Linked DNA regions of Homo sapiens: region 1 is linked to region 2. Evidence: read pairs that join two places in POLR2A ChIA-PET (ENCODE). Cell type or tissue: Panc1. All regions are shown on one strand. Links, peaks and the distances in the headings refer to the core of each region. The heading gives the core; the rest is flanking DNA. Region 1 overlaps SRBD1 (S1 RNA binding domain 1). Region 2 has its middle 130 kb from the start of LINC01121.

Region 1 (2,926 bases), core at 96-2,595, 160 kb before region 2:
GCTGATGCTTCCTTTCATGGGGTGTTATGAAGAATTTTTCTATTTTTGTTTTCTGAGATTTCCCTTGCAAGGAAGCTGTGATGTAGCTGATATCTTCTTTGGTTGACTGGTTATGGCTTTCCTTCTCTCGCCCTGGGCTTCAGACCAGCCATTCTCATCTGCGTTACTTCGCTGCTCAGTCCTCTTGGACAGAATCTGTTGAAAGCCTACCATACACTTCTTCCTGCAGGCCCATTTGGCTCATACCTCCTTGCCTGCTCTCCAATGGGTATCAACAGCTTATCCTTAGCACAGCTGTCTCCCTTTTAAATTTTCTCTCTCATACCTTAGGCTTGCACCTATTCTCTTTCTTACCCATCCTTGCCTTCCTCTTGTACTTTTCTGTGCTGTCAGAGGTAGCTCTTCCTTTTCATTTTTCTAAGGCATGTTTAGCACTCCATACTCTGGGAGCATATGTGAAGCTCATGAAGTGTTCCCAGTAAAGCGCCTTCCACTTGGCATGTGATGGATGAGATATTCTTCTATGTGAAATGTTGAGAGAGCAGGAAAAATGGCATAGCATCCCAATCATCTTCCCAAAGAAATTTTTTCTCTCAAGTCTAACTCTTGTCCCTCCCCCCAAAACACACCCATTTTATAGGACACAGATGAATGATTGCTATTGTTGGCAAAACAGGCCTTTGATGCTTTAGCTAGAACAAAAACATCCCATTACTCCTGTTTCGATCATCCAGTCAGCAGAGTATCCCTCAGAACCAAGACTATGTTACAGGCACAGTATTGTGTGCTGGGAAAGAAAGCAGTACAGGCAAAGTCCCTACCCCTCTTGAAGTTTGCATTCCAATGGAGAAGACAGACAAAAAGATAAGAGTGTGTGTATTTTTATATATGTCAGTTGGTGAAAAATTCTGTATCAAGAATTAAAAGCAAGGTAAGGCGATAGTGACAAGAAGTACAATTTTTAGGTAAGTATAGGTATAACCGATATTCTTGGTATATGAGACACATTTTAAGAAGACTCCAGTGCTGAAGTAAAGTGTGATGAATTTGTGTCCTCCTTTATCCATACTATCCAGATTCATGTTCTCTTTATCCTCATTTTTCTGTGTCGTATGAGCCTATGTTTTTCAGATTGTAACTTGTAACCCATTGGTGAAATGTGAAGTCCATTTAGTGCGTCTTAACCAGCATTTTTAAAAAGTTAAATAGAAAAGAATAGGAAATAGAGGGCATTTCATGCAGTAAGCTAAGTATTGTCTCATGAATATTTGTTTTGGTTACATGTATATATGTGTACTGGGTTGTGATGTGTTTCTTATGGTTGATCATAAAAGTTTGAGGAACATTGCTCTATGAAATTACAGTTTTCAGCCTTTAAAAATGCAAAGTTAAGAGAGAAGATTGGCCCGCAAGAGTCTTTACTGAGAAGTTAGAAAGCTTTTAGAAATAAAATTCAGACTACCTTATACAATTGCAAAAGATCCTCTGAAGGGAAGTAAATAGAGGAATGGTTCTGAGAACACATTGGGATATGTAAGCTGGACAAATGTACTCTTCCAGTAAAATAATGAGCCATGATCCTTACCATATTCCTTGGAAAAAAGTTAAATTAATGGATAGAATTTTCCCAATCTCAATTAAAATTCCTCATGTCAAAGAAAACTTTACAAATACTTTAGTTATTAACACATGATAAAACTTTATTATAATCTTATTTCAAGGCAAAAGGTTTTTAATAGGCCAATTCAGAGATGCACTCTTTGTAACAAAATTTTATGGAAAAGAGAACATAATTCCAGTAGAGAAAAACACAAATAAAAATGTTTGGGTGATTGGTTTGCTAGAACAAGTCTTCTACCTATTAGAGTATGTCAGAAAATTGCTTAAGTATTCTATCAAGTATGTTTTTTTCCCCTAGAAGAAAAAAAAGAAAGGAACCTTTCTTGTATGAATTATGTCATTCATACAAGAAAGTTTCTTTGCCAAACCAAGTTTGGAACAATTTATCTTACATTTATGTATTTTTCTTAATTTGTTGGTGTCTACTAGTAACTAGTATCTGATTTAGCTCTTATATGTTTAATTATATTATATAATATGCAAATATTCTGTTGTGTTCTCAGTAGAGCACATTGACTTCCAGGGGCTTTGCAACCAGAAAAAGATTAGGAACTAAAAGTAAATTAATTTGTATGTATTGACTGCATACTCCCTGCCAGGTGTGGATTTTACAAGGACATATACAAAGCTGAAAGAAGTGTAAGTAACCAAGAATGTGTGTAAGAGGGAAGTTACTGATCTGTTAAAAATAGTTCTGGAAGACCAAAATTTAAGAACTGAATCCCTCCTTTTCCTGCTTCCCCCCATGTATAGCATAAAAGTCTTTTAATGATTATCTTTGGGTAAAGAGAGTTAGAAAAGAAATCTCATTGCTTCTAGATAATATCATAATCCTAATCAGTGGATAAAAGAGTAGACTTGTTCAACTTCTCTTTTGATTTGTGAGATAGGATGATTTGGGGGGCTGAAAAGATGAATAAGTATCAATAAAAGAAAACTAAAACATAATTAAAATAAGATATTAAGAGATCTTCTGTTTCTTATTTTATCTTCTGGCCCAGATGAAACATTTTCTGGAGTTCTGGGTGGACTTGTACCTAAAATTTTGATACCACTATTGGTAATTGTTGAGAAATTGTGGAAGCTTGGAGATGAACTGATGTTATTTTGTTGTTCCAGAGGGAAAATAAAATAGGTTGTATAGATGACTGAGTGTAATCTTGGACAGGTAAGATTATTATTAAATTATAAAGGAATGGTTGATGAGCACTTAGGTAGGAAGGGACAGTAGAAAAATAACCACTGGACATCACCATGCGTTTCTTACAAATAAAACATTTTGGTCTTAACCTATTTCATTTTCTGT
Region 2 (2,926 bases), core at 294-2,793:
TGCTTCCCAGGTTTAAGTCTCTTAGCAATGAAAAGAGAAGGCAACACCAGTGAAAGTCAAAACTAAGATATACTCACATTCTTTGTTTCACAGGGTTAAGGTGATTTTATGAAGCTAAAACTCAAGATGCCCAGTTTAGTCAAATCTGATGTAATTTGCTACTTTAGTTACCAAAATAATTGAATTTCCAACGAAGCACACTGTCATTTGACCTGTATTATCACCCACAAGAAACAGCAAGTTATTTTGGACTATTTGTTATAACTGTATTTTTATGATTTTTCCTGATTGAAAAAGTAATATGTGTAGTCTAAAAGGCAGGAATAATGAAATACGAAAGTTGGAAAATAAAAATCTCCTCTGCTAAGTAGCCACCTTCTAGAGTTTTCGTACATCCCTGTCCCTTTTTCTATGCATATGTTCCTTCGTAAAGATTTTTAACAAACTGGCATCATATGTACACTGTTCTCTTTCTCTTTGTAATTGGGCATGTATGTGTTCCCATGTCAGTACCTACATATCTACCTTAATATGTTTCATTGTGTGTGTGTAAACAATTGCAAACAGTGCTGCGGTGAGCACCATCGTACATTGTCCTGGTGGTACCGCTCTGTCAAAGAATATGCACATTTAAAGGTCAGTGGCTATTGTGAACCCCCTACCACCACCACCAACACAGTAAGGTTAAATATTTTTTCATGACTTTTTGTTTCAATTGTATGAGCACATATATGTGTATTGGTACTGGGTTAAAATGTAAAATATAGTCTTTATTGTGGATTGAGGTTTTAAAAAATGAAAGTCAAAACTGGGAGACACTTTTCTCTATGGTAAGAACTCTTGCTGTTCCCCTGCTCAGCATGGTACCTCACACTACAGAGCCTTTGTAGATGTCATTCCTTTTGCCTGAAACGGCCTCCCCTCTCTCTCACTTCCACCCGTTTATCAGGTCCCAGTATTGGATCTTACCTCAGAGGGCATTTTCTCCCAGACTAAATCAAGTTCACTATTACAGGCTCTCCTTATACTACATGACTTTCCTTCATTTCCTGCACATATACATTTCTGTACATGGTAACAGCATGTAATTAACGTCTTCCTCTGAGGACTCTCTGAGGACAGCAACCTTTAATATCTGCCACTATTTGTGATAATCAGGAAACTCACCACCCCCTTTTTATTAATTCCTTCTCTGATTTTGCCCCTATCTTCATCAGACCTGCGTCTTCCATCTTTTCCTTTGATTCCTCTAGATATAGTGTTTGGCCTTGAGCTCTGTCTTAGCTCTTAGCTCATTTTTTTGAGAAAACAGAGCATGAAAAAGGCATATGTACTCATACTTTATTGGGGGTTATAATCCCAGAGCAGGAAGAAGAAGGGAAAAAAGGAAGTGAGCCAGGAAGCAGAGAAAGCAAATACAAAGTGCTGTGTTACTTAGCTAGTCATAGACTCATAAGAAAACATTGCCAGTTTCTTAGTCACCAGGTTGTCATGGAAGAAGCTCTGTGGTATGATGGTGGCACAGAACAGTGGAAGGGTGGAAGGAAGGTAGGGAAGAGAATTCATTGGCTGTCTCCCTCCTGACTCCTGTTTCTTTCTTACTAGTTAATGTTCACCTTACCAGGCATTGATTCCTCCATACTTCAAGGTTTTATTACTTGGCTTCTGTGGACAGCTGCTAAGGAAGTAGAACCAGTTGAGTCAGACCCTTGTGCTTGAGCTACTTTGGATCCCACAGCAGCAGGTGAGAAGGAGACCACACTGAAGTCTGGTCCTTACCACCCCCAGCTAAGGTGAGACAGCATGCACCGTGACTGTAGTAGCAAACAGGCTTCCCATGGAGCCACTGGCTGAGGACAGGGGTGGGAGGGATACAGGCAAGACCGAGTAAATAGTGGATTATGGGGCTTTGAGCGAGCTTCATAAACCAGTCCAGTACAGCTTCCAGAGCATTAGAATTGAGTCTTTCAAACTAACTTAGCTTACCTGAACTGCCCCCCACTCTTCCACCCCAATTGTTTTTTGCTCCTGTTCTCTACTTGTGGAACTCAACTCTAACCCGTGCAACCCAACCAGCTCCAAGGCAATCCAGTCCCAGAACCTTATCCCTGGCCTCACAATTTGTTGCAGCACCAGGTGACCAAGGCGCCAAAACTTCTCTTATTTCTTCATTGTTTACAAGGTTCCCTTGGATCATTTCCCTCCCACCTAGATCTCCAAGAGCACTGAGCAGCGGCTGCATATCCATTAAAGAAAGAAAATTAGAAATTCTGGGCAGTGGGGAGATCTCTCTGGCTCATGGAGAGTTTGGCTCTTGTGTGATTGATACTGGAAGCTGTTGGAGTTGAAAATGAATGAGTCAGGGGCCAAGAAAACTAAAACTGACAATTGGCCCTTAACCCATCACATCTTTCAAACAAGAAAACATACCCTCCATGCCCCTGTCCTCCTAAGATAAAAACATCAAAAACCCTAGGAGAGTATATGCAAAACTAGACTGTGTATGTCTAATTTGACAAAGGGTTATTTAAAAATAAATTGCTCAGGGCAAAGCACAGATCAAGAGAGTTCCTTTGGGCTTTGGCCAACTCTTCGCTAATACAGTTTGCTGGCCTGAGTGAATAGGGCCAGAACCAAAGAAAATAGTCTGCAATCAAAAATTTTGTGTCTAGAAACTTTCCCTTGCACAATCTTGCTCTTTTGCTAACAGTTTTATTGAGATATAATTCACATATCATACAATTCACATATTTAAAGGGTACCAATCAATGGTTTTGAATATATTCAAAGAGTTCTGCAACCATTACAATACATATTATCATTTTCATCACCCCATCAAGAGAACCTGTACCCCCATTAGCAGACAACTACTTTGTCTCTATGGATTGGCCTATTCTGGACATTTCATATAAATGCAGTCATACAG

What was found. ChIA-PET counts read pairs that join two places held together with the same protein. Peaks named below come from ENCODE experiments on the same cell type or tissue, not always from the same donor. Only the 100,000 strongest peaks of a DNase experiment are listed, where the experiment ranks them.
Region 1: POLR2A ChIA-PET joins it to region 2 with 10 read pairs; 2 of 35 experiments call an interaction of 5 or more read pairs at or near these places.

The regions. Positions count from the first base shown.
Region 1 is chr2:45,535,320-45,538,245 of GRCh38, reverse strand. The region is part of intron 14 of SRBD1 (S1 RNA binding domain 1); the gene reads left to right. Among named protein-coding and RNA genes, the nearest start is that of SRBD1, 74 kb to the left of the region's middle. In Panc1, for the core only: no CTCF peak of the experiment used is centred there; no DNase peak of the experiment used is centred there.
Region 2 is chr2:45,379,266-45,382,191 of GRCh38, reverse strand. No RefSeq gene overlaps it. Among named protein-coding and RNA genes, the nearest start is that of LINC01121, 130 kb to the right of the region's middle. In Panc1, for the core only: no CTCF peak of the experiment used is centred there; a DNase peak (open chromatin) is centred at 1,501.